Regions from separate parts of the Homo sapiens genome. Here region 1 is linked to region 2. The links are chromatin loops, found by intact Hi-C in ENCODE. Cell type or tissue: prostate gland. All regions are shown on one strand.

Region 1 (8,000 bases), 91 kb after region 2:
CCACCCCACCCATTCTAACAGATCTAGTGCAAGTTGAGCTGAAGTTGGCTTGTTAGGAATGAGGCTGGCAAATCCGGAACAGTGTCGTCCTTATCTGTGTGCTTCTCTAGCACTACGCACCCAACAGGCACCCAACCTAATAATTGTTAGGAACTACATATGTTTGACTTCATACAGTATAACAATGCTTTAAATATTGGCCAGGCGCGGTGGCTCATGCCTGTAATCCCAGCACTTTGGGAGGCTGAGGCAGGTGGATCTCCTGAGGTCAGGAGTTTGAGAGCGGCCTGGCCAACATGGCAAAACCCTGTCTCTACTAAAAATACAAATATTAGCTGGGTGTGGTGGCAGGTGCCTGTAATCCTAGCTACTTGGGAGGCTGAGGCATGAGAATCACTTGAACCCGGGAGGCGGAGGTTGCAGTGAGCCAAGATTGCACCACTACACTCCAGCCTGGGGGATAGAGCGAGACTCCAAAAAAAAAAAAAAAAGGAAAAAATAGTGTTCCCTCAAAATGTGTGTCTACCCAAAACCTCTGCATGCGACCTTATATGGAAAGAATCTCTGCGGAGGTCATTAATGAGGTTGAGGTCATATTGGATTAGAGTAGGTACTAAATTCAATGACTGTGTCTTTTTAAGAGGAGAGGAGGCAGAGAGAGACAGACAGAGAGAGAGGGAAGATGGCCATGTCATGAGAGTGATGCGTCTACAAACCACGGAATGCCAAAGATTGCCAGCAACCCACAGAAGCTGAAGAGGTGAGGAGAGATTCTTCCCTCGAGGCCTCAGAGGGAGCACGACCCTGCCAGCACCTTGACTTTGAACTTCTAGCCTCCAGAACTGTGAGAGATTACATCTTTTGTTTTGAGCCACCCAGTTTGTGAGTGTTCACTGCAGCAGCCCTAGCAGATTAACACAGAAGGCAAACATGGATGACCAGGGAGACCGTGTGACTGAGCTGAGATCCCACTATTAGCAAAGCTCAGCACAGGACTCGAACTCAATCTCCCTGGCCCAGGGCCCCAATCTCATCTTGAGAGGAACACGGGCTTCCTGGAAACTGGAGCCAGAATATGAGGTTAGGCATCAAGACCCTTCCCACCAAACTTTCCCTGATTTACCAGCATCCAGAGAATGCCTCTGTGGAAGCAGCTTACATATGTATTTACTTCTGCATCAAAAAGAGCTGTGAAATGTGGCCAGGAATGCCACCTGTCTTTAGCCACATCCCTCTGTACGTTCTCCCTGGCTTTCCTGACAGATGCACACAGATGCACGCATCTGCCGCTCCCATTTAGAGCTGCCTTTCTTTCTGCCAAGGAGACTCACCCAGGCATTGATTTGTCTTTATGAAAATGACCAGTCTTTATGAAAAGCGATAACCAGCTCTGTTTCTGCTGGGCAGCGTCCAGTGCCGGCTGCTCCCGCCCATGGTTGGGAGGACCCCCTCCCACTAACAAGGTAGCCAGTCACTCCTGATTCCCCCAACCAAGGGCGGCCACAGCTGCCCTGCTAACAGCCGACCAGGAGAAGATCTATTATTTCTCCACAAACTGACTTCTTCTCTGCATCCTCCCCAAGCCCTCCCCAGGTGGCTGGGCTTCTTGCTTGTCCCACTTAAACAGCCTGTTCTGTTTTTCTGGCTCTACCTCCGTCGGAACTCATAATGGGGTGGGAAGTGGAGAGGTTCTCTTGCTTTCTCCTTCTTCTTCTCTCCCCACCCCCACCCTTCCTCCTCAGAAATGCAATCCAGTTGTTGTTTTAGGCTGGGGTTTGTAAAAGCCTTTGGACTTGAAAGAAAAATTTAGATCCAGACCTTAAAGATAAACACACCCCTGCAAGCACAGCAGCTACCAGAGGGGAGCTCTGAAAACCTCAGCTTGCCAAGAATCCCTCATCGCTGCTCGCCAGTCCCCAAATGTTAGTTACGGAGCTTCTGAGGGCCAGGCTCTGTGCTGAACTGAGATGAATAAGGCATCCCTCCTTTCCTCCCTCCTTCCCTCCCTCCTTTCCTTCCTTCAGTCCACAAATATTTGTTGAACTCATCCATTGCCAGGTGCTGACTGTGCTGTATCCTGGGTCCACAGAAGTCAAAAAAGAACTGATGTGGCCTCTGCCTGTGGCCCTCAAGAAACTTACTGGCTGGGCGCGGTGGCTTACGCCTGTAATCCCAGCACTTTGGGAGGCCGAGGTGGGCAGATCACAGGGTCAGGAGTTCGAGACCGGCCTGGCCAACATGGTGAAACTAAAAATACAAAAATTTGCTGGGTGTGGTGGCACATGCCTGTCATCCCAGCTACTCTGGAGACTGAGGCAGGAGAATCGCTTGAACCCGGGAGGTGGAGGTTGCAGTGAGCTGAGATCGCACCATTGCACTCCAGCTCTGGGCGACAGAGCGAGACTCTGTCTCTGGGGGGAAAAAAAAAAGAAAAAAAAGAAATTTACCATCCAGGAGCAGAAAGAGACAAAGCAGCAAAGTAATGATGAACAGCAATGTAGTCTGATAAACAGCACAGGCAGGCTCAGTGAGCTGGTGACATTTCATTCTTATTTTTCAGGTGTAATAAATGCTAGTCAAACTTCCATCCAAGTGCTGAGAGAATACTGCTGGAATGGGGTTTTCATGTTGGAAGGCTGACGGAGTAAGAATCATAACATTTTTGCCCTAAGCTGAGTTTATCATCTCTCTGGCCCCTCTCACTAGCTTTTCCTCTATCCTTTGAGTTCCCACCATTTTTCTTAGTAGCCTCAATAATCTAAGCATCTCAGCTCAAATACACAGAGACTCAGAGCATTTCTGTTCTTGCCCCATCCAATTCATTCCAAAGTCCTATAGAGTTGTCCTGCTACCTCCTGCATCAGCCCCTCGTCTCCACCCCAGTGTCCCCTGCTCCACTCCAGGGCGGCAGCTTCTACTCCTTGGATCCTTGCAGTAGACAACTTGTTCCAGTCTCTCACTTCTTCAATCCCTCCTCTACCCTCTCTCAGAGCCATATCTCCAGACCACTGGCCTGGTCCAAAACCTTCAGACTCCTAATGACAGAACAATTAAATCCAAATTCAGCATTCAAGAACTTCTGTACTCTGGCCTCAACCTCCCTCTCTGATTTAATGTTTCCCTACTCCTGTACATGTTCCCAGAATCCCCACCCGAAGGGAGGATACCTTCTTTGCTGAAAAAATGCCCCCCCAACCCATGCTTTCCCACATCTAAGCACTGGCAAATGCTGTCCCTCCACCCAAAATGTCATCTTCCCAGCCCCAGTCCTTCAAGGCCACCTCAGTAAATCCTTTCTTGGCTTCTCTGTCGACTTGTCTTCTGAAAAGCCTTATCTGCCTGTGTGAATTTTGCTCCTGCCCTGTTTACATCCACGAACACTCACTTGTGTTGTGGTCTGCATACACTCCCTTTTCTTACTAGGCTGAATTCCTAGAGGACAGAAACTTGGTTTCATAGACCAGTGAATAACTTTTAACACCTAGTAGGGACTGGAATGTGTCAGGCCCTCAATCAATGGGTAGTGAGTGAAAGACTCACTTGTGCCCCATGCCTCCGCCATGACTCTCCCCAAACATGGGTCCCTCCACTGTCCCCACCATCTTGGAGCTGGTGCACCTGTTTATCAGAGCAGCTCAATGTTAAAATCAGAGCAATACTCTGAACAACAATAATAAAAGGAATGGGTCTGAGCAGACCCCAAGGAAGGCTTCTCTAGTAAAGCCCTTTGTATTATTTTGCTTTCACTATTTCCTCTTCCATTCCAGCATTTTGGGAACCAGTTTGGACAAACTGGACCTTTCATCTAGAGGCCCTGGAGTCCCCACCCACAGCCTTTACCACCTGCAGCCCCAGCCACCTCTTCCCCAGTTCTTGAGCCCACCCTGCCAGAGGCTGTGTGTGTGTGTGTGTGTGTGTGTGTGCAGTGCTTCCCAGCCCCCCACTCCCATCTGCTCCATCCAGTGGGGGCTGGGGAGGCAGCCCTGACTTCTATCTTCTCTGGTCTCTGGCTCCTACTTTTGCTCCAATAATCCATTCTCCATGCAGCAGCCAGAGGGATTTATTTAAAATGCAAATTAGAATCTGGAGCTTCTCTGCTTAAAACTCTCTGAAGGCTTCTCATTGCACTTAGAATAAAACCCAAACTCTTCAAGGCCCTGCAGCCCCCACCACTACCCCCTCACTCCATCTCCCACAGCTCTCCCCCCACCCACCTCAACCACTTTGTGCTTCGCTTCTCTGGGTCCCAGAACCCATCTCAGAGCCTTTGTGTCTGTCTGCTGTTTCCTCTCCTGCAGGGTTCCTGACCCACCAAAGACCCCCAGGGGCTGCCGTATTCCACTGTCCATTTCCCAAACTCCCCCTCTATTGCCTTTTCCAGCTTGAGGAGAGACTCTCCAGGTCCTAATGTGCTTCCCAGTGAGGTAGGTCTAAGACCTAGCAGGGAAGTGCATGGATGATGACATTCTTGAACACTGATGGCTAGAATCTTTTTATGTTCGAGACAAGGTCTCACTCTGTCACCCAGGCTGGAGTGCAGTGACTTGACCATGGCTCACTGCAGTCTTGACCTCCCAGGCTCAAGCAATCCTCCCACCTCAGCCTTCCGAGTAGCTGGGACCACAGGTGGACACCACCACACCCAGCTGATGTTTTTTATTTTTGTAGAGACAGGGTCTCACTATGTGGCCCAGGCTTGTCTCAAACTCCTGGGTTTAATTGATCCTCCCACCTCGGAGTCCCAAAGTGCTGCGATTACAGGTGTGAGCCACTAAAGCCGGCAGCTAGAACTATTATTGCCACCATTCTACAGGTGAAGAGATAAAGGCTTGAAAAGGCTAGTAACTCCTCCAAGGTCACTGGGAAAACGGAGCTGGGATTCAAATGAGGCAGTTTCCTTCTGTCTTTGGAGCTCTTAACCACCACCCTGAGGCACTGCTAACTTATGAAGATATTTTTTTCATTTTTTCCCATGATTCCCCACCAACTCCTTGAAACTAGTGTGGTTTCTCTGGATGCTATATGGATATTATTTCCTTCCACAGGTATGTACTGGGTACCTTCTGTATGCCCAGCTCTGTGCTGGCAGATAAGGAGATACCTATAAATGAAGCAAACACAGGAAGCTCCACTCCAGAGACAGAGACAGACAGGGACAGATAAGAAAAGAACCTCACGTTAGAGTAACTTCTATGGAGGAAGCAAAGCAGGGGCTGTAGAGAATGGCAATCTAAATTTTTGTTCTGCAAAAGTCTTTCTGAAGTGGTAACATTTAGTTTATCACGTGAACTCTAACTTTTGGCAGTTTTCAAGCACACACAGAGAGAATACTATAATGAACCCCTATGTACCAATTGCTCAGCCCCAACAATCCGACAATCCTGATTTGGAAGCTATTTAAACATAAATAAATAAGCAAATGCTCTAAGGGCCTTGAGCACCTGCAGATTTTAGCATCCATACAACCAGTCATCCATAGATATGAGGGGACAACTGTACAGTTTAAAAAGCTTCAGCCTAGGGGTCAGAAGATGTGAGGCTTGGTCCTGCTTCTGCCCTTGTCAGACTGTGCAGCTCTGGGCTGTGGGTCAGGCCCCCAGCCCCTCGCAGCCCAGGCGGGCCCCTGCATGGTAAAGACTCATTGTGTCCTCTTGGCCTTTTCCCAGAAGACAGACTTTCTGGGCAGACACTGTGCCTCTGTGGAAGGAAGCTTTGCAATTAGCCCGATTTATGACCCCACTGACTGCCTGAGAAGTCCCTGCCCCCACCTGTCCCCAATCCTAGGAAGGCCCCTTCTCAGGAAGAGACTACGAGGGGGTTGGGCCAAATCTGTTCCAGGTAGGGAGACCAGAAACTTCTGCAAACAGGTGTCACCGGGCATCCTGCTGCACAGCCCAGAAAGGGGCTCTGGCAGAGAACAGCTGCAAATGAGCTTTGAGCGAAGCCTCCCATCACTGCGCAAATACAGGCCCTATGGAAGGGGAACTTCATACAGCCAGGTAAAGCCCTGAGCCAGGTGGCCCGTTCTTACCCAGACAGAGGGGCTCACCCAACCCTGGTCTCTTGCAGGTAACCAGGCTTTCATTTACGGCACAGGTATTTAGTCCTGACACTGAGCTGAGGGCTCAGTTGAGATGTAAGTGAGGCAGAAGAGGCTCCAACCCCAGATCCGCCAGATCCCCCAGCTCTGGGGCCTCTGGCAATACCTTTCACTTCTTTGAACCTCAGTTTCTCCATCATCAAAATGGGTCCTCTAATACCTGCACAGTCATCCTGAAGACTGTGGTCTGAATGTATGTTGTGAATCTTAAAGCACGTGCCCTGGGGAGAGGCTGTTCTAGTGGCAGAGAGTACCTGGCTCAATAAGTACTTGCCAGGCTGGGCGCAGTGGCTCACACCTGTAACCCCAGCAGTTTGGGAGGCCGAGGCAGGTGGATTACCTGAGGTCAGAAGTTTGAGACCAGCCTGGCCAACATGGCGAAACCCTGTCTCTACTAAAAATACAAAAAAAAAAAAAAAAAAAAAACACAAAAAATTAGCCGGGTGTGGTGGTGTGCACCTGTAATCACAGCTACTCGGGAGGCTGAGACACAAGAATCGCTTGAACCCAGGAGGCAGAGATTGCAGTGAGCCAAGATCGTGCCACTGCACTCCAGACTGGGTGACAGAACGAGACTCCGTCTCAATAAATAAATAAATACTTGCCAAGCATTCTAATAAATGCATGGGTTGTTAAGAGCAGCTCTGAAGGCAGTCTGCCTGGGTTCAAATCCTGGCTCTGCCACTTCCTGACTGTAACCCTGGGAATGGGTCATCACTCCTCATGCCTCAGTTTCCTCTTTCGTAGAAAGGGAAAATAGTAGCACCTACCTCATGGGTTGCTGTGACCACAGAAATCATCGCTGACACATAATAAACACCCAATCGATGTGCCCCACGCAATAGGCCTGGGAGGGTCATCCTTCTAGTCCCTCCACCACAGTGCCCTCTTCCACTGGGAGCTACTGCCCGCTCATTGACGTTCTCCCTTACTTGGAGGGCTAACAGATGTTTGTGGAATTGAAATGCAGTTGAATGGGGGCTGAGAAGAGCTGAGTGAAGAATGAACTTGCTAATCTAATAAAACTTTTAAATCCGAGGTTGGCATGGTGTCGTGGGTGTGTCGTTTGGACCAAGGTATAGGGTGTGCAAGGGCAGTGGCCGCTCCGAAGTTGGGGTGGGGTGCGGGACAGGCTCCTTAGGCAGACAAAAACCCTCTCCCCATGAGACCAGTTTAGTCTGGTTTTCCAAGGGGACGAGGGTTCAAGAAGGTCTCGGGCAAGGCTGAGGAATGTTGGACAGGCCCCCTGGGGAGGGGGCAGGAGAAGCCCACAGTTTCACAAGAGTTCCATTGTGTCCTCTCTGCACCGATGGCCCCCACAGTGGCCCACTCTCTGGGGAGCTCCCAGAGGAACAAAAAACAAGGGAGGGCAAGGGTGAGGAGGGGGCGGCACTGCCTGGGAGGGGGTGGGGTGCAGAGCATGACACAAAAAGTCACAAAGGCGGGGTGGGGGTGGGGATAAGTCCCATGAGATGAAGCTTCACTGCCCTGGGTCCCCTAGTTGGCCTCAGTCTCACCAGATTCAATAAAGAAGGACTTGGAAGACAAGAAAAACAAAAGACAGTCAAGCCTGGACAGGGCTGAATACAACTCCTTTATCTATCTTCATATCCCTGAAATGCACAAACTGGAAACTCTAAACCCTCCCTCTCTATTTCTTTTGGATGTGGCTGTGCCTGGCAGAGCTTCCTCACTCTAGCCTGAGCTCCTGACCAAAATTATACCAGTTTCCTGTTTAAAACTCTCCAATTCCATGGGTTTCTAATATACTCAGCATCAGTTCCAGGAAGGCCAAGGGGAGGGCAGGGGGTGAGGGCTGCCCAGGGGGGTCCAGACTGAAGCTAGCAATGCAAACACCAAATTTGGGGCCCCCAGAGTGGCTTAGCCATGGTCTGGGCCA
Region 2 (8,000 bases):
TGACACGGCTGCACATGAGGCTGATGGCCTGGGAGGAGATGATGGGTGTGAGTAACCTGCATCCATGGATGCCACCCAGGCATCCACAATACTTCAGCAGAGAGAGTGCCAGCAGGGCCCTGTTCATCAACTTCCTCCCCCAAAACCCAGACTCCCAGGAGAGAGAGATTTGATGCTGGAAAGTGTTTCTTGGCTTTGCATAAGGATTTGTGAGAAGGTTCCTTCAGAGGGCCAGCTCCCAGCAGTGGAAATGAGGGTTCGATTTCAGAAGTCAAAACAGGCCCATATGGAGACTCCTGTTCTATCACTCCTGCGGGGAATTCCACAGCCAGCTCCTGCTCAAACTTTGGGTTAGAGGACAGTCCCAGGAAGACCTGGGACCTGGGGAAGCCTGGGCTGTGGGGGTGTTCCTAGGGAAGGAAGGGAGAGATATCCATGTCTATCCAAAATCCCTCCAAGTACGAGCCTGCCTGGGGTCAGTGAAGGGGTGGTGGGTGAAAGATTCCTCCCCATTTACCCATCCCTCCCTTCCTCCCTCAACCCACCCACTCACCCACCTACCATCCACTCAGTAGACGTACACTGAGTTGCTACTATGTGCCAGGGGCTGTGCCAGAGAGTGTGAGGTGCAAATAAGCATGGGCACACAAGTGAGTGGTGGTAGTGGTGGTGGTGGTGGTGGCAGCGTGGAGGAGACAAGGAGGCAGATAACAGCAGGGCTGGGGAACCCACAGTGGGGAGGACTAACTCCACCGGCATAACTCTGGGCAGAGGGGAGAGGAACTGTGGGGAAGGGGATGGTGAAGGCTAGTCTTGGGGGAGTGCAGAGGTAGAGATGGGAAGATGGAAAGGCAGGAGAAGAGGCCTCCCTCCTGAGACATGGCCACAGCCCCGGGAGCTGGCACCCCTATTTGGCCTAAACATACCTATGTGACAGGCCCTTCAACTGCCTGCCCCATCTGTGTGCACCAGCTTCAGGTACTCCGTGCACTTGGGGTACAGTGCTGGCATGCGTGAGCCCATGAAATGCTCAGAACAACCCTATGAAGTAGGTATCACACCATCATCCCCACAGTACAATGGGGAAACTGAGTCCAATGGGAAAAGAGAGAGAATTGACTTGTCCAACATCACACTGTTGGTAAGTGATGGGGCTGGAATCCAAACTCAGGGGTCAGAGTCAAAAGTGGCGTTTACAGAAAGTGCTTTCTCTTCCTGTGTGATCACAATGAATCCTCACAATAGCCCACGAGGCAGGCTACCACAGGTTCACTGGGGTCAGTGAAGGGGTGGTGGGTGAAAGATTCCTCCCCATTTACCCATCCCTCCCTTCCTCCCTCAATCCACCCAGTCAGCCATCTACCATCCACTGAGTAGATGTACATTGAGTTGCTACTATGTGCCGGGGAAGTGCCAGGGAGTGCAAGGTGCAAATAACCATGGGCACACAGGTGAGTGGTTTTTACAGAATGAAATTGAGGCTTGGAGATGCCAGTGACAAGGCCAAGCATCCTCGGGAGATTTCAAGCTGTTTCCAGCTTTGTAGTTCAGGGCCTGCACCCCATGCCCAGCCCCAGGGCTCAGGGAAACAAGGACGGGGTGATGGGTTTCCTGCCGCTTCTCTTCTCCTGCTGCATCCCAGTCCTGGTCCCCTGTATCACCATTCCCTGCCTCATCTCCGTCTGGACACTGAGGCTGATATGAGAAACATGGATGACATAGGCCAACCCAGAGACAAGGAGGAGATGCTGAACTCTGGGGAATGTCTGGCGGTTGCCTGCCTCCTCCCCACCAGGGAGCTCCAGCCCCTTTGAATGCTGTACCCTGGCTGGGAATGGGCTCACCCCTTGTGGTGTCCCAACTTCCCTGAACTAACTTCATTTCCCTTTTTTTCTTTGTCCTCTGTGAGCCCCCATCCTATTGACTGGCTCATTTGTCCTGGAAGAGGACAGCCCAGTGACACCTGCCATGCTCACCCCATCACTGATGCTTCTGCAGAGGCTGGGTTGGTTTCTGCCTTGGCCAGCTCCCTGGAGACCTTGGGAAAGTCACCCCCCTCTCCAAGGTGCTAGGTTCTCCTTGGAAAACTGTGATGATGAATTTGGAAGCCAAAGGTGGTTGTAAGAATTCACAGTACCATGGGAGCTATTATTATCAGCAGCATCAGATATTGGAAATAAGTGGATGCCCAGCCCACATTCACCAGTTATGAATGGAGCAGGGTATAGGGGAGAACCATGGACACATGGCTTGGGTAGCGTGGATACAAACATCTTTCCCCTAAACAGACCCAAATTCTAACAAATTGCCACAATTTTGTGGTAACTGAGCCTAATAACTACTAGGATTGAGGTTTTACCATGTACCAGACTCCACTATACCTTTCTCCTACCTGTCCTCTTATTTAATCCTTACCTAGGAGGTGGGTATTATTATTATCCCATTTTACAGATGAGGAAACTGAAGCGTGGGCAGGGTAACTAACTCGTCTGAGTTCATTTACCTGGTTAGCAAAACATGGCTATGATTTAGCCCCAAGTCAGCTGGACCCCAAACCAGAGCTCCTGATACGACACCTATCCGTGGGGTGTGGCACCAGAGACAGGAAGCGCCGTGCCCCAGTCTGCAAAGTCTCCAGCCCAGTGCTGCTCTTCCCTGAACCAGGCAGCGAGGCACAGAGGCCCAGGAAGTTGGCTAAACTTCTTCCCTGAGCCAGCTGGAGGCCCTTGGGGATGGCCCAGGCCGGCCATCCCTTGACAGATGGGAGCCCTGAGGCCCAGAAAGGCACAGAGATGGGACCGAGGTCACGCAGTGCCTCGGGGCTTTCCTCGGCGGACCCCTGCCCGGGCCAGACAGCTTTATTAATCTCGCCCCTCCTGTCGCCCAGATGGCGGCTCAGCCCCATCTGCACGGAGCAGGGGCCCAGGAGGGGCTCTCTGATTAAGAAGAACAGCTCAGTTCATAAATCACTCCTTTTACTTTCACTCCCCCCCGCCCCCAGGCATGCTTTCTAGAGAGAAGGAAAGGAGGCGGCCGGACAAGAGAGATGGAGAAGCCCCCAGTGGAGGAAGGTTTGGGCTGGTGCAGAGCCGAGAAAGGGCTTGCACGTGCCCTGGCCAGGAGAGGGCGCTGTGGCCAAGGGCAGAGCCTCAGAGGACCGTGTGTTCCCCTGCAACTGCGTTCCCACCAGTGGGGGATCTGCCTGTGCCAGCCATAAGCCTGAGCCAGACGCCTCACCTCCAGAGCCTCACCTCCGCATCTGGGAGGTGGGGATGTTCAGAACTAACTTCTAGGATCCTTTCCAGGAGGATGCAAGGGGATGATGAGGGTGAAAGGACTTGACAGGCTGCACACCCCGTTCCCTCCTTCCTGCGCTCCCGGCACCAACAGCGCCAGCCCTGGGCTTGGTCCAAGGCATAGGGACCAAGGGCTGCCCTTCCTCAAGGACTCACTCAAGTCTAGTGAGACTCAATCACCGCAGTCCCTACTTGGAGAGAAGTGTTAATGGCCACATTAACCCAGTGTCCTGGGCTTGCCAGGCAAGATACAGAAACGAAACCCTGACTGCCAGGGTGAGGCTGGGGTCGGGAGAGCCTAGAATCAGGGAGGCCATGTGGGGAGGACTGGGACAGGGTCAGCATTTACTAAGGCCTGATATTAACGCAAGGCAATGTATTATGGGCGTTCACTTAAAATGATCTCACTTGATCCTCCAAAAAGCTCTACAAAGTAGACGATATTATCATCATTCCCTTTTAGGGATGAGGAAACTAAAGCTTCATGGGGCTAGAAAGGTCCCAGAGCTGGGAAGAGATGGAGCTGGGATTTGTAGCCAGGTTTTGCTGGACTGCAAACCCACATCTTTTCCTTGGTCAGGACGCCGGCCCGAGGCCTAGAAGACTAACAATGATTCTTGCCATCAGGTTCAAGGCTGATGGGGAGGACTTATTTGCTCACTGGCTGTGCCTGCTGGGCCTCATCCCAAGACAGACGGTCTCATAAACAAGCAATTGGCCTGAGATCCTGGCGTGCCTGGTGCTGGCACCAACATGGGGACATGGTCACAGCTGAGCGGGGGATAAAATCTAATTAGGCTCCTGAGGGGCGGGTGCCTTAAGGATTAACCAGGAGCACAGCCTGCTGTGGATGCAATTGGATCCTAAATGACAGCCTCCCCTGCCCCCGCCGGCTCATGGAGCTGTGAATGTCAAGGTGGCACAGAGCATCTGCAGGCTCTGGGAAGGACCCCTCTCTAGTCTGTGAGTTGAGCCAGGATGGGCACCCTGTCCCTGCCACCAGCCCTTTCCTCTGTCCCATGTAGAACACCCACAGGGCCATCAGAGAATCGTCAAAGAAGGAAGCATCTTAGTGAAGGTTGTCTCCAACTCCTCATTTCACACTGCGGGAGCTGAGGCCCAGAGAGGGACGGGCTCTTGCCCAGAGTCACACAGCACAGCTAGAACGAGGACCTCCTGACATGAAGCCCGCTGCTCTTCCCACCAATTGAGGCAGCCTCCCAGGACTTATTACACCTGCACGTAGGTAACTCCTGAAAGTGCTTTATACACTTTATGTCATCAGACCCTCTCAACTACCCTGCGAGGTGAGCAGTCATGTTTTACAGATGAGGAAACTGCGGCTCACTAGCCTGAAGTCACACAGTAGGTTGGAGGACCTGCTGGGACAAAATAAGGTTCCTGGCTCTTCTGCCCTGGCTGTCTTCCAGAGGACTCTGAGCCCCCAATCCCCAGGGTCACCCTCAAACAATCCATGCCTCCCATCCCCCATAGACCGGGGCTGGACTTAAGCCACAGAAGGTGCCAGTCCCAGACACAGGTCGGAGGTCCCTCTGCCTGTCTTAGGCACTAGACATTGTACTGAGACCACCTGTTTGCAAAGGCCTCTGCGGACAAAGCTCTTTGCCCTCTTTCAGGGACTGTTACTTTGCCACTTTGTCAGAAGGCAAGGCAACCTGGGAAACCCACGCAGTTTGAAATTGGGGGGAGCACAGAAGCACGGAGGTCACTCCATTAGGAAGAGTGTTTGGCCTGAGGACACTAGCGTCCACCTCCAACAGCCAAGTGTAGTTGAAGCAGGCCAAGCAACCAAGTCCAGGGGCCTGGGAGGAATGGCGCGGGTCAGAGTGAAGCCACCCTCTCTGCTCAGGATGCCTACCTACACCCTGTCATGTGAGCCCAGCAGAGCCCTGCAGGAAAGGTGCCTGGCAGCCAAACTGGTGATCTGGGGAAAGGCAGGTACCAGGAGGAGAGAAGCAGACATCCAGGTGTGGCAGGGAAACCCCAGTTCTGGGAGATGGTATAAGCACCAGGGGATAGGAAGGAAGGTTGACTCAGCCTGCTGTGGGGAGAGCAGACAGCCCCGCAGCCTCCCACAGCCTTGGGGAAGGGGCTGTAGGCACAAGGGGGCAGGTGGCCTGGCTGCTTCCCTGGGGTTCAGAGAGCATCCACTCAGTGGCCTCCCTGAGTAGTCAAAGAACAAGCTTCCTCCAACCAACCACTATTCTTGTGGTAATTCACACCATAACACTCTTGATTCATTCACTCCTGCCTACGTTCGTGCTTTTGTTCATTTCCCATTTAGTGAGCATCCTTGGCCTTTGCAGGAGCCTCACTGGCCAGAAAGAATGGAAGGAGTGACCCCTAGACCTGAGGTCTGGGGGATCAGCCAGCAGCAGCCTCTGAAGTTCCTCTGGTGATGGATAGCCCTGCTCTGGCTGCTCCAAAGCGTCCCTGTGTCCTAGTCCCTCAGGAACCCCCTATACACACACATGGGCTGACGGCCACAGCAGTCCCACCAATCCTCACCGTGTCCGCTGCCCAGCCTTGCACAAGCCAGAGCTTCTGGCAACACCTGCTCTGGCTCACCTGGACTGAGTCTTGTTTCTTATCCTCCAGGTTGCCTCCCTGAAGGTTTTTGGAAATTTCATGCTAACCAGAGCCTGGGTTTCCACAGCTCTTTCTGTACACCTGGCCTTGAACTAAAGGCATACAGGTCCTTACAAGAATCTAGAGGGTGTGTCCACTCTCCGCTGACCTGTAATTGAACTGGGCTTAGAGATGGTGTGCAACCTACCTCACATCATTCAGTCAGGCTGCAAAAGCCATCTGGCCTGACTCCAAAGCCCAGCACCTAGCCCCTTAGCAAGGATCTCTCCCATCCACCCCCACCCTTCGGCAGTCTCGTGAGGCCTCTGGACCCCACCTAAATATAATACATAAGATTAAAAAGGAAACCATTTATATTGAAATAGAGCTATCAGAAACTTTATCTTGGGGGACAGGGTCTCGCCCTGTTGCCCAGGTTGGAATGCAGTGGCATGATCATGGCTCACTGCAGCCTCCAACTTCTGGACTCAAGGAATCCTCCCACCCCAGCCTCTCAAGTAGCTGGAACTCCAGATGCATGCCACTATGCGCAGCTAATTTTTTCCCTTTTTGTAGAGACAGGGTCTCCCTATGACACCCAGACTGGTCTCGAACTCTGGGGCTCAAGCAATCTCCTGCCTTGGTCTCCCAAAGTGCTGGGATTACAGACGTGAGCCACTGTGCACAACCAAAATACTTTTTTAAAAGCAAATTTGGAGTAGAATAATACAAGTGCTTTTTTTAAATAAACATGCAAAACTCAAGATCTAGTGATGGATCTAATAACTATCATCATTTTAAGAAATTCCCAGCAAATTTTTTTTTTTTTTTTTTTTTGAGTTGGAGTCTTGCTCTGTTGCCAAGGCTGGAGTGCAGTGGCGTGATCTCGGCTCACTCCTGGGTTCCGCCCAGGCTGGCAAGCTCCGCCTCCTGGGTTCACGCCATTCTCCTGCCTCAGCCTCCCGAGTAGCTGGGACTACAGGCGCCCGCCACCACGCCCAGCTAATTTTTTGTATTTTTAGCAGAGACAGGGTTTCACTGTGTTAGCCAGGATGGTCTCGATCTCCTGACCTCGTGATCCGCCTGCCTTGGCCTACCAAAGTGCTGGGATTACAGGCGTGAGCCATTGCTCCCGGCCAAGAAATTCCCAGCAATTTTTAGGTAATTTGAAAATATGTACTTAGATCTGTTGATGACAAAGTCACAAGTACTGCTAACAGTACTGTGGTTTGTTGCTTGTGTTCATAATGGAAGAAAATACCCATTTTCAGTGAAACGTTAAAGTGAAGTTATAATATGTTTCTCAAAGTTCACCAATCCCTTGAGTTCTATGGAATACATGGACCCCAGAATGAGAACTTCGTTTGGCCTTGAAGGTAATGGCTCACCTCATCTGTCTTAGCAGTCCAATCTGCCACTCAACAATTCCCGTCCTTCCCCCAGATCATCCTTCTCCTTAGCCCCAGCTCTCAGCAGAGGGACAAAAAGTTTGCAGCAGGAGCAAATGGGACCATGTGCACAGGAAAGAGGCTGGGGATCAAAACCCTAAACTCCATGGAACGAGCCTGTGGGGCAGGACCGTGGCCATCTTCCTGCCTAGGGCAGCCCCAGCCATTCTGGGTCACAGGGAGAACAGGGAGCCAGTCAGCATCGGAAAAGCCCCTGGGAGCTTGCTAACCCTCAGACCTCTGGGACCTAGCCCTAAGATTTGGATTCTGCAGGCTCAATGAAGGGCCCAAGAGTCTCTGTTTTTCTCATATCCCTGGGAGGTCTACAAAGTTAGCTTCAGAGACCACAAGATGAGAAGGCCCCTGAGGTTTATCTGGGGTCCAGGGCTCCAAGCAAGCTGAAAATTATGGCCCCCAAATCTGGGGGACATCCAAGTCATCAGCTAATGGCCCAACTGCCAGTCAAACCCACATGGAACCCTTCCAGGTCATTTCCAGCAGCCAGAGCCCAGGTTCTCTGACATCACCCCATGTGGGCTTTGGCTCTTGGCCTCTGCCCCCTCCTCTTCTAGGCAGCCCAAACTGGATGGTTGATGCCACCGGCCTCCTGCTGGGGCCAGCCAGCCTGTGTCTGGAATGGAGACTTTATTCTCTGGAAACCCTCCTG

The links. A loop is a pair of places that touch in the nucleus more often than their neighbours do. Peaks named below come from ENCODE experiments on the same cell type or tissue, not always from the same donor. Only the 100,000 strongest peaks of a DNase experiment are listed, where the experiment ranks them.
Region 1: a loop joins it to region 2, with 2.4 times the contacts of the local background. A loop is called at or near these places in 2 of 110 quality-filtered maps.

Annotation. Positions count from the first base shown.
Region 1 is chr11:44,798,533-44,806,532 of GRCh38, reverse strand. All of the region lies in intron 2 of TSPAN18 (tetraspanin 18), which reads right to left. Among named protein-coding and RNA genes, the nearest start is that of TSPAN18-AS1, 66 kb to the right of the region's middle. RefSeq lists an enhancer at 7,950-8,000. In prostate gland, no CTCF peak of the experiment used is centred here; no DNase peak of the experiment used is centred here; H3K27ac peaks cover 1,121 bases.
Region 2 is chr11:44,889,465-44,897,464 of GRCh38, reverse strand. All of the region lies in intron 3 of TSPAN18 (tetraspanin 18), which reads right to left. Among named protein-coding and RNA genes, the nearest start is that of TP53I11, 57 kb to the left of the region's middle. RefSeq lists an enhancer at 3,720-4,291. In prostate gland, a CTCF peak has its summit at 3,123 (motif pointing right); DNase peaks (open chromatin) are centred at 3,134 and 4,004; H3K27ac peaks cover 1,283 bases.